2 separate regions of the Homo sapiens genome follow, and region 2 is linked to region 1. A link is a contact called in ENCODE Hi-C or POLR2A ChIA-PET data. All regions are on one chromosome and are shown on one strand. Each heading gives the region's core, a stretch centred on a gene start or an enhancer-like site at or near the end of the contact. The rest is flanking DNA. Distances are from core to core; before and after follow the strand shown. Region 1 has its middle 30 kb from the start of C15orf39. Region 2 has its middle 17 kb from the start of C15orf39.

Region 1 (4,735 bases), core at 2,063-4,562:
CTAAGCCACCCACTGAACATGGCATATTGCTGCCAGCCTGGGACAGGACGGCCACCACCTGTCCGCTCTGACACTGTGGGGTGCATGTACTTGGCCCTGGCGCACCCACCCCCACCCAGGCCCTCAAGGGAGCAAAGGGTGGCAGTGTTGCAGGGCAGGGGTGACAAGGGGGCTGGGTGGCACTGGGGCACCAGAGGTTGAGGGAGTGGATAGCCAAGAACTCATTCCAGGGAAGCATGGAGGTGGCAGGAGGCATGACCATGCTTCAGGCCAAGATTCCAAGCCCTCAGCACGTGCTACATGACCCCATTGGACTTCACTTACAAAAGACAAATTTGGCTGGGCATGATGGCTTACACTTGTAATCCCAGCACTCTGGGAGGCCGAGACAGGTGGATCACCTGAGGTCAGGAGTTCAAGACCAGCCTGGCCAAGATGGTGAAACCCCGTTTCTACTGAAAATACAAAAATTAGCCGGGCATGGTGGCACGTGCCTGTAATCCCAGCTCCAGCTACTCAGAGGCTGAGGCAGGATAATCATTTGAACCCAGGAGGCAGAGGTTGCAGTGAGCCAAGATTGCGCCACTGCACTCCAGCCTGGGTGACAGAGCAAGACTCTGTCTCAAAAAAAAAAAAAAAAAAAAGACAAATTCAAAGTTAAATTACGAAGAATTTCAAAGTACTGCTTGGTCCTAGTGCATTCAACCAAGCTTGGTTGGGCCCTTCCAAGTGCAGGGCTCTGTCTGTGGGCTGCACTGAAGGGGGCCTTACTATATGTGTTATCCAAGTGAGATAAGAATGGGTGGGCAGGTTGGCTGGGCATGGTGGCACATGCTTGTAATCCCAGCACTTTGGGAGGCCGAGGCGGGTGAATCAGCTGAGGTCAGGAGATCGAGACCAGCCTGATTAACATGGTGAAACCCTGTCTCTACTAAAAATACAAAAATTAGCCAGGCGTGATGGCATGCACCTATAATTCCAGCTACTCAGGAGGCTAAGGCAGGAGAATTGCTTGAACCCGGGAGGCGGAGGTTGCAGTGAGCCGAGATTGCACCACGGCACTCCAGCCTGGGTGACAGAGTGAGACTCCATCTCAAAAAAAAAAAAAAAAAGAGTGGCCCAGCAGGATCATTCCTTAGGAACTTTAGTCTTTTAGTCCCCACATTAGAGAAACCTGGGTGCCTTGAGGGAAGTAAAGGCCAGGTGACTCACCTCCCTCCTCAGAAATCTCCCCTACTTTGGGGAAGCATGCACGCAACTTGGCAAAAACTTGTCAAACAAAAAAATACAGCCTTTGTTACAGAAATTTATCATCCACCATCTGCACCATTGCTTCCATTTTTATATCTGCATGGTGCCGCTTTTCTCTTTTTGAGAAATACTTTCCAAAAATTGACCTTTTGTTTCTAAACAGGTGAAAGATAACATTTTGAAACACTCAATTCACTGCCCATCTGTGCAATGTATAATTGGTTGCATTCGTTGGTCTAGAGAATACCCACAACTGTAAAAGTTTTCTCCATACTGATATTTGTCCTGGGGATTGAAGCCAAATTATTGACCTAGTTTTAGTAAATCTAGAACAACAGCTTTTTGGCTTAAGAAATATTTCCATGTATCAAGAATAATCATTCCCTTGACATGAATGAGTGATGGCCCAGGCATCAACTTCCTGACAAAGGGAATTTGAAAGGGGCGCTTCTCAAACCACGCTGGCCCCAGTCCAGGAAGGTATAGTTTCCATTTCTCAGGAGTGGCCAGATGCTCTGGGCCAGCTGCTGGAAGGGGTGTCTCACCAGGGAAGAGGGCTGCAAATGTGGGCAGAGGACGAGACGCCCCCACAGCCTGTTGATGCAAGCAGCCCCACTCTGCATACCCCCAGCTCTGTCCAGATGGTAATCCCGCTGCTGGGAGCCCAGGCCCAGCCCATGGCTCTCAGGACTGTGTTGCATTGTGAAAGAAGGGCAGGAGCCTCACTGGGGCAGGTCAGCACTCACAGAAACATACAGACATACAGGCAGGAAGCAGCCGGGGAACCTTGTCCTGAAGTGTGTGCAGGTGCAGTGGACACAAACCACCTCCATGGCATGTTGATAAAAGCCACATGGTGAAGGAATAGTGGGCCTTCTCCAGCATGTTCTTCTATAGGTTTCCCCACAGAAATTCAAACCATAGGCTGGGCGCCATGGCGCATGCCTGTAATCCCAGCACTTTGGGAGGCTAAAGCTGGAAAGATTGTTTGAGCCCAGGAGTTGAAGACCAGCCTAAGCAACATAGTGAGAGCCCCCCTCTCTACAAACATTTTTTTTTTTTAATTAGCCGGCCATGGTGGCACATGCCTGTAGTCCTAGCTACTGGGGAGGCTAAGGCTGGGGGATCACTTGAACCTGAGAGGTCAAAGTTGCAGTGAGCCGTGGCCATGCCACTGTACTCCAGCCTGGGCAACAGAGCGAGACCCTGTCTCAAAAAAAAAGAAAAAAATAAGAGAGAAACTCAAACCATAGGCTGTTTGAGTCTAAACCTGGCCCTGTGTACTCCTTAGTGATTTTGGGCAAATCCCAGGGCGTATCTGAGCCTCACTTTCTCCATGTGTAAAATGGGAACATGATGCATATCTTCAGGATTGAGTTGAGTATTAAACAAGTTGCCTGTGTTTATGTTCATGTGTAGATGTTGGACACAGAGCTGGCGCTCAATACCACAGGATGGAAACAGGGTGGCTATTATTATCATTAGCAATCAGATAGTAGAGAGAAGGTCTGACTCACTTCTGTGTGCTTTTTCTGGTACACAGGATGTGGTACTGGGAAATGTGGATGGAACTCTTGGGCCTTGGCGGGCTGTGTTGAGAGAGTGGTTTGTGGCGACATGGTAGGGAAAAGTAGGTGACTGTGCTGGGCCTTTGCTGGCCTTCTTCCCCAGGAAACAGAACTGTGGGGGGCAGGGACGGTGGCGATGTGGAGGAAGCTCATCCTTAGCCAGCCCCCTCATTTCATAGATGGAGAAACTGTGTGTCAACCCATGATGAACTCATTACACCAACCTCTACTGGCCTCAGAGTAATTTGTGGAACTCCAAAATTTTGGAGCCCCAAAAACTGGAGATGCAAACCCTGGGTGCCTGTTCAGATTCCCCCAGCAATCTGCTTCATTTCTCTTGATTGGCATAAGACCAGTGCCAGGTCACTCCTCCGTTTTTAGAACTGGATAACATTCCACATCAAAAAAGGTATGAAACTGGCTACTGAGGAGTTCGGTGATGAAACACAAAAGTATGGATGAGTTAGCTCCCCGCACCTGCCAGGTGAAACCTGACCTATGAGAAACAGGAGATGGGAAGGAACTGGGAAGGTAAGTTCTCCCTCCTTTTTCTCTCCTTGGACTGCTCCAAGGTGCAGTTCCCTGCATCCCTCTGGACAAGTCCCCATGCAGAGCGACATGCCTGCTGAGCGACCTGCTGTGTCTCACCCAGGCTAGCCATGAAGCTGTGGCCAGCACAGTAGCACATCAGCCACTTTGCATTCCATCTGCCCTGGCCTTACTTCCCTCATTCTTCACTCTCACCATCCTGGGCTGGCATCTCCCAGATAAAGTATTGGCACTGTTCCCGGGGAGCAGCCCTATGTAAACCTATCCCTAAAGGCTGAGGAAGCTGAGAGGCCAAAGACAGAGGCTGACAAATGTAGTTTCTCTGAAAGAAACATTTAATAATAACTTAGGCACAGAAGCCATTGTCTCAGTAGCTGCAAGAGGAGATGGTGGAGCCCTGCCATTATCCCCCAGACCAAGGGCTTATATACCATAGGGAAAGAATGTGTAGGACAACTGAAGTTGGCCCTGCAGGGAAAGGCAAAAGTATTATGTGAATCTGCCTAAGGGGAGGATTTACGCTCCCCAAAACAAAAAATAAGATTGTTTTGACCTAGGAGCAGGGTTTATGGTAGCAGTAGATAAATTAGAAGTCTTAGAGGCATTCTTTGAACAGGGGTTAATCAGAAGTCAACATGGCAGGTTGGCATCCAAGATGGAGTTGCTTTAGCCTCCACAGCCACCTTAATCCTTGACCCAAGCTCTGTTTTTTAGATGACCCAGGCTAAGATGGGTGGCATTCCAAAATCATTCATATTATAGGATTATTCAACATAAAGGTACTCAATATATAATAGAATTATTTCATCTATTTAGATAAAAGTTTCTGTCCTGCAGAAGAGACATGGGAGGCACTGCCTGAGGAGCAAACCGAATTAACATTTTCCATCCCAGGAAAATACACATAACAAAACAGACATTAGTCACCTTTTTCAGCACCCAGTATCAACCTGGCAACGCTCAACATTCTTCCTGTTGGTCCTTGTTGTCTTTGATCTACTCCAGGTGGGGAAGGATGACCTCCGAATGATTCACAATGGGGTCTCTGGGCAAGGCAAAGAGCAGATAGTCACCCAAGACAGGCCTGTTGAGCTTTCTTCAGGGCTCATTGAACGTAACCAGACAAATAAGGAGGGTTCTTTGAGGTAGGCCTGCTGGACGTCCATCAGCAATTCCTTCTGAGATCCCCTCCACATATACAAACACACACAAAGACAAGGACAGAAGGCCTTCCGAATCAGATACCTAACCAAGAACTCTAAGAGTATCCCTTCCAAACTATCCTATTCTTTGTCTGAGAAATCACCTCAAAATCTTCCTGAATGTGGAGGTCTCCTGAACCAAGGCTCTTCCTACTAGTTAGGGAG
Region 2 (4,802 bases), core at 142-2,641, 48 kb before region 1:
GTGGTTCCCATCCCTCACCAGAAGGAAAGTGAACTCTTCTATGGGGCACAGCCTGCCAGGTTCTGTGTCACCTGGTGGAAGGGGCTGTGGGGCAAGCCGGGGGAGCTGCAGCTGGGTGAGAAAGAACCCAGGTCCCACTCTGTTCCTACCTGTCAGGTGACCTCGGGCAAGCTGCTTTCTTTGCTTGGGGCCAAGGAGAGTCACAGGGGAGGGGCCAGGTTAAAAGGGCTCCACCCTGGAGCCCAGAGCTACCCATAGAGAAAACCCCTATCCTCCCGATTCCGCTCCCAGCTCACGCTGCTGCGATAACATCCTCCCCATCAGAGAGGCCGTGGGAGGCAGAGGCTGACCCTTCCTCCTTCAGGCACCTCAGCGGGTTTGGTTCCGCCTTCATCATGATCAGGGAGGGGGTCCCTGGGATCTCAAAGGTGAGGGGCAGCTTCTCGGGCTCCAGGTGCTCCAAGGTAGACCCTGCAGGGCACCAGAGCTAGAAGGGCATTGGGGAAGATCTTGAACCAGGCCAGGACCTGACCTCTGCCTGGCCATGGTGACTCTGAGCCAGGTAACCCTACGTTAGTCTCAGTCTGTCACTGTGTCTCACGGGGGATGTCAGCATTGCCTTTGGAGTCAAAGTAGGTAAGCCAGGGTAACCAGAGTTCCCAGTAGGGACCAAGACCAAAGGATGCAGGGGTCGGGCCTGTCCCAGAAGGTCAGGCTGGACAAGGGGCTGTGTCAAGCTGGGGCAGCTGAGGTCCTGCCCTTCAGGTTACAGTCATCTGGGTCCTGGTCTAGACCCTCATATGCCATCCAGAGACCCAACCCTAGGGACAATTCCTCCCAGGCTGGTAGCAGAGAGTCGATCCTTTTACTCACCCTACCAAAAGCTCTGAAATAAGAAGGCCTGCCAGTGGGGAAAAGACTCTTCAGGAAAAGGTTCTCAGGGGCAGGGAAGGTTTGAGCTGGGCCTTAGGGCAGCCAGAGAGGTAGGTGACAGGTCCCCTCACAAAGCCTGCCAGAGAATGCAGGAGGAACACAGGTGTAGTGATGAGAACGTTCTGGAAGACAGCAGGCAGCCTCCCACTCACTGATGGGGCCGAGTGAGGTCATGTCCACACACCAGGAGAAGCTGGAATCCACACACTGGTGCACTTTGTTTCTTGTTTTAGAGACAGGGTCTTGCTCTGTTGCCCAGGCTGGAATGTGGTGGCACAATCATAGCTCACTGCAGCCCTGACCTCCTGGGTTCATGCAATCTTCCCACCTCAGCCTCCTGAGTAGCTGGTGAGGGAAGAGAGAGGCTCTCTCATATTGTTTTATACTCAGTACCTGTTTTAAGAAAAAAACAAGGAAGTGAAATCAAAGACAGGCAGCCCAGCGCCAGGCCCAAAGCCAGGCCTGGGCCTGCCTGGCCTAAACCTAGTAGTTAAAAATCAACTCATGACTTAGAACCCGATGTTACCCATAGATTTCAGGCATTGTATGGAAGAACATTGTGAAACTCCCTGCTCTGTTCTGTTTCACTCTGACCACCGGTGCATACAGCCCCTGTCACGTACCCCTTGCTTGCTCAAATCAATCACGACCCTTTCATGTGAAATCTTTAGTGTTGTGAGGCCTTAAAAGGGACAAAAATTGTGCACTCAGCTCGGATTTTAAGGCAGTAGCTTGCCGATGCTCCCAGCTGAATAAAGCCCTTCTTCTACAACTCGGTGTCTACGAAGTTTTGTCTGCGGCTTGTCCTGCTATACTGGGACTACAGGCACACGCCACCATGCCTAATTTTATTTTTTGTAGAGACAGGGTCTGGCTATGTTGCCTAGGCTGGTCTCAAGTGATCTTTCCACCTCAGCCTCCCAAAAACACTGGGATTACAGGGACAAGCCAGCACTCCTGGTCATGCTGGTGCATTTTGGCTGCCATGGTGCACAGGAGGTATGAGCTGGGGGGCAGAATCTGCTCCTGGACCTCTACCCAGGCCTGCACCCAGACTGACCCCTGGGCTACAGGGAACAGGTGTGGAGAGAATGCAGCAAGCAGAGCGGGCTAGTCAGTGATGGAGACCCAGGCTGGGACTAGGAGAGATAGGGCTCCAACCCTCAGCCTAGTGGCCCGGCCCAACCCCATGGGGCCAAGATGACTTCCTAGGAAGCCAGGCATGGAAGCCAGCATGCACCTGAACCGAGGACAGAAGACTCTGATGACAGGGAGGCCTCTGACATAGTGTGGATACTTGTCCCATCCACATCTCGTGTTGAAATGTGATCCCCAGTGCTGGAGGTGGGGCCTATAGTGTGAGGTGTTTGGGTCATGGTGGGGGATCCCTCATGAATGGCTTAGTGCCCTCCCCATGGTAATGAGTGAGTTTTCTAATTTCTAATTTTTTTTTCTCTTTCTTTCCTTCCTTTTTTTTTGAGACAGAGTCTCACTCACAGCCCAGGCTGGAGTGCAGTAGCGCGATCTTGGCTCACTGCAACCTCCACCTCCTGGGTTCAAGTGATTCAATGAGTGAGTTTTCTATTAGTTCACAGGAGAGCCTGATGCCTCCTCTCTCTTGCTCCCTCTCTCACCATGCGACACGTCTGCTCCCTCTTTGCCTCCCGCCAGGAGTAAAAGCTTCCTGACGCTTCACCAGAAGCCTAGCAGATGCTTGTACAGCCTGCAGAACTATGAGGCAAATAAACTTCTTTTATAAATTACCCAGTCTCAGGGCCAGGAGCGGTGCTCACGCCTGTAATCCCAGCACTTTGAGAGGCCAAGGCGAGTAAATTACTTGAGATCAGGAGTTCAAGACTAGGCTGGCCAACCTGGTAAAACCCTGTCTCTACTAAAAATACAAAATTAGCCAGGCATGGTGGTGCACGCCTATAATCCCAGCTACTTGGGTGGCTGAGGCATGAGAATTGCTTGAACCCTGGAGGCGGAGGTTGCAGTGAGCCGATATTGCACCACTGCACTGTAGCCTGGGCTACAAGAGCGAAACTCTATCTCAAAACCCTGCCTCTACTAAAAATACAAAAAATTAGCCAGGCATGGTGGTCCATGCCTGTAATCCCAGCTACTCAGCAGGCTGAGGCAGGAGAATAGCCTGAACCCAGGAGGCAGAGGTTGCAGCAGCCTGAGATCGTACCACTGCACTCCAGCCTGGGTGACAGAGCTAGACTTCATCTCAAAAATAAATAAATAAATAAATAAATAAATAAATAAATAAATAACCCAGTCTCAGGTATTCCTCTAGAGCAACACAAAACGGGCTAATACAGCCTCCACGTTTGGTGTCCAGTGGACCTGGTGGTCCACTAGACACTCAGTGGTCTTGACTCTGCCATTAACAGCCAGACTATGACAGAGTTGTTCCCCTGCTCTGCCTCAGTTTGTCCTCTCTCAGCTGAGCAGAGCAGGGATAACTGCTTCTCATGTGGGCCACAGGACAAAACAAAGCCCTGAGTCCCACAGGAAGGTAGGTGGGCTATGTCCAAGGGAAGACAGACCTGGGGCAGTATTTTATGTCCCCAGGGTGGCAGAGGGACATGGAGAAGATGCCTCCTTTATGGGCAAGGGAGAAGGGAAGATAAGCAGAGAGGTGCCAGACACCCGCCTCACCCCCACCTCCCCCACCCCACACCAGGCCCATTCCTACTCAGCCCCCAACTCAGGCTGCACCATTCCCCTTTGGTCAGCTTGACTTCCCAGCCAAGCTGATGGAAGCTGACAGCTTGGATTCATCAGGGACAGCACGTAGTATAGGTGATGTGCAGGACGGAAGTGGAGAGGGCACACGGGAGCCGTGGTGTCAGGTCTGGGGCTGCCAACATGGTACCTGCCCTGGCTGGTCCACCCTGCCAGATGTGGCCTCTAATTCTAAGGTCTCCGAGTTCCAGGCCAGGACTGGAGCCAGACTCCCCTTGGGGACAGGGGACACAGTCCACATAGACATCACTTGTGCTTTGGGCAAAGCCAGCTGGACAAATGAATGAAAGGGGCCCTGCTGGAGGGTAAAACTGGGCCTGGACTACTCAGACCTGCCTCTGTGACAGGACGGTCCCATCCTTCCAATCAGACTCCTGAGCTGGAAACCCACCCAGCCAGGGAGTGGGGAAGGGGTGGCCTGCAGTCTCCCTTGAGTCTGTAGCCCCTCCCACCCAAGTCAGCTCCATAAAAAAAGATGCAGAGGCCGGGCACGGCGGCTCACGCCTGTAATCCCAGCACTTTGGGAGGCCGAGGCAGGCAGATCACGAGGTCAGGAGATCGAGACCATCCTGGTTAACACGGTGAAGCACCATCTCTACTAAAAATACAAAAACAAAATTAGCCAGGTGTGGTGGTGGGAGCCTGTAGTCCCAGCTACTCAGGAGGCTGAGGCGGGAGAACTGCGTGAACCTGGGAGGCGGAGCTTGCAGTGAGCTGAGATCGCGCCACTGCACTCCAGCCTGGGCGACGCAGAAACACCAGGTGCTTCTTCCAGCTGCAGGCTACTTCCTGGCGTGGCCTCCAGAACCCTGGATGAGTCAAGACGGGGCTGCCAGCAGCTGGGGGCAGGGGGAAGCTGGGTCCTCAGGGTGGATGCCTAGCAGGAACATGCAGGCGTGGCGAGTGATGGGCCCTCAGGGCTGAGCCCCTTCTGCCCAGGGGGCCTTGGTGACACGCCTGCTGCTGAGCTCAGCCCAAGGAGTCAGGGCCTGGTACCAAGTGGCCTCTCTGCCTGCGAAGACAGTCCTGGGATCGTTACCCCTCTGCCCAGGGCTCGAGTATCCAGGCTGGGGAAGGGCCAGCAGTCAGAAAGAAGGGGGCTGTGGGTGTGGGTC

The links. Hi-C counts contacts between places; a loop is a spot of excess contacts on that map. ChIA-PET counts read pairs that join two places held with the same protein, here RNA polymerase II (POLR2A). Pooled maps may share reads with other maps.
Region 2: a loop to region 1 is called in a map with no recorded cell type, with 5 times the contacts of the local background. The contact joins two enhancer-like sites. A Hi-C loop is called at or near these places in 8 of 168 maps with a recorded cell type or tissue (CD14-positive monocyte, Caco-2, PC-3 and 5 more), 5 of 37 single-sample maps with no recorded cell type and 22 of 50 pooled maps. POLR2A ChIA-PET finds 5 or more read pairs at or near these places in 23 of 52 experiments (A549, AG04449, AG04450 and 17 more).

What each region holds. Positions count from the first base shown.
Region 1 is chr15:75,169,693-75,174,427 of GRCh38, reverse strand. No RefSeq gene overlaps it. Among named protein-coding and RNA genes, the nearest start is that of C15orf39, 30 kb to the left of the region's middle. Within about 2 kb of position 3,312, at least 3 of the 41 ENCODE cell types and tissues checked have a DNase peak (open chromatin) inside an H3K27ac peak, as active enhancers do.
Region 2 is chr15:75,216,165-75,220,966 of GRCh38, reverse strand. No RefSeq gene overlaps it. Among named protein-coding and RNA genes, the nearest start is that of C15orf39, 17 kb to the right of the region's middle. RefSeq lists enhancers at 1,134-1,193, 1,274-1,463, 2,274-2,323. Within about 2 kb of position 1,391, at least 2 of the 41 ENCODE cell types and tissues checked have a DNase peak (open chromatin) inside an H3K27ac peak, as active enhancers do.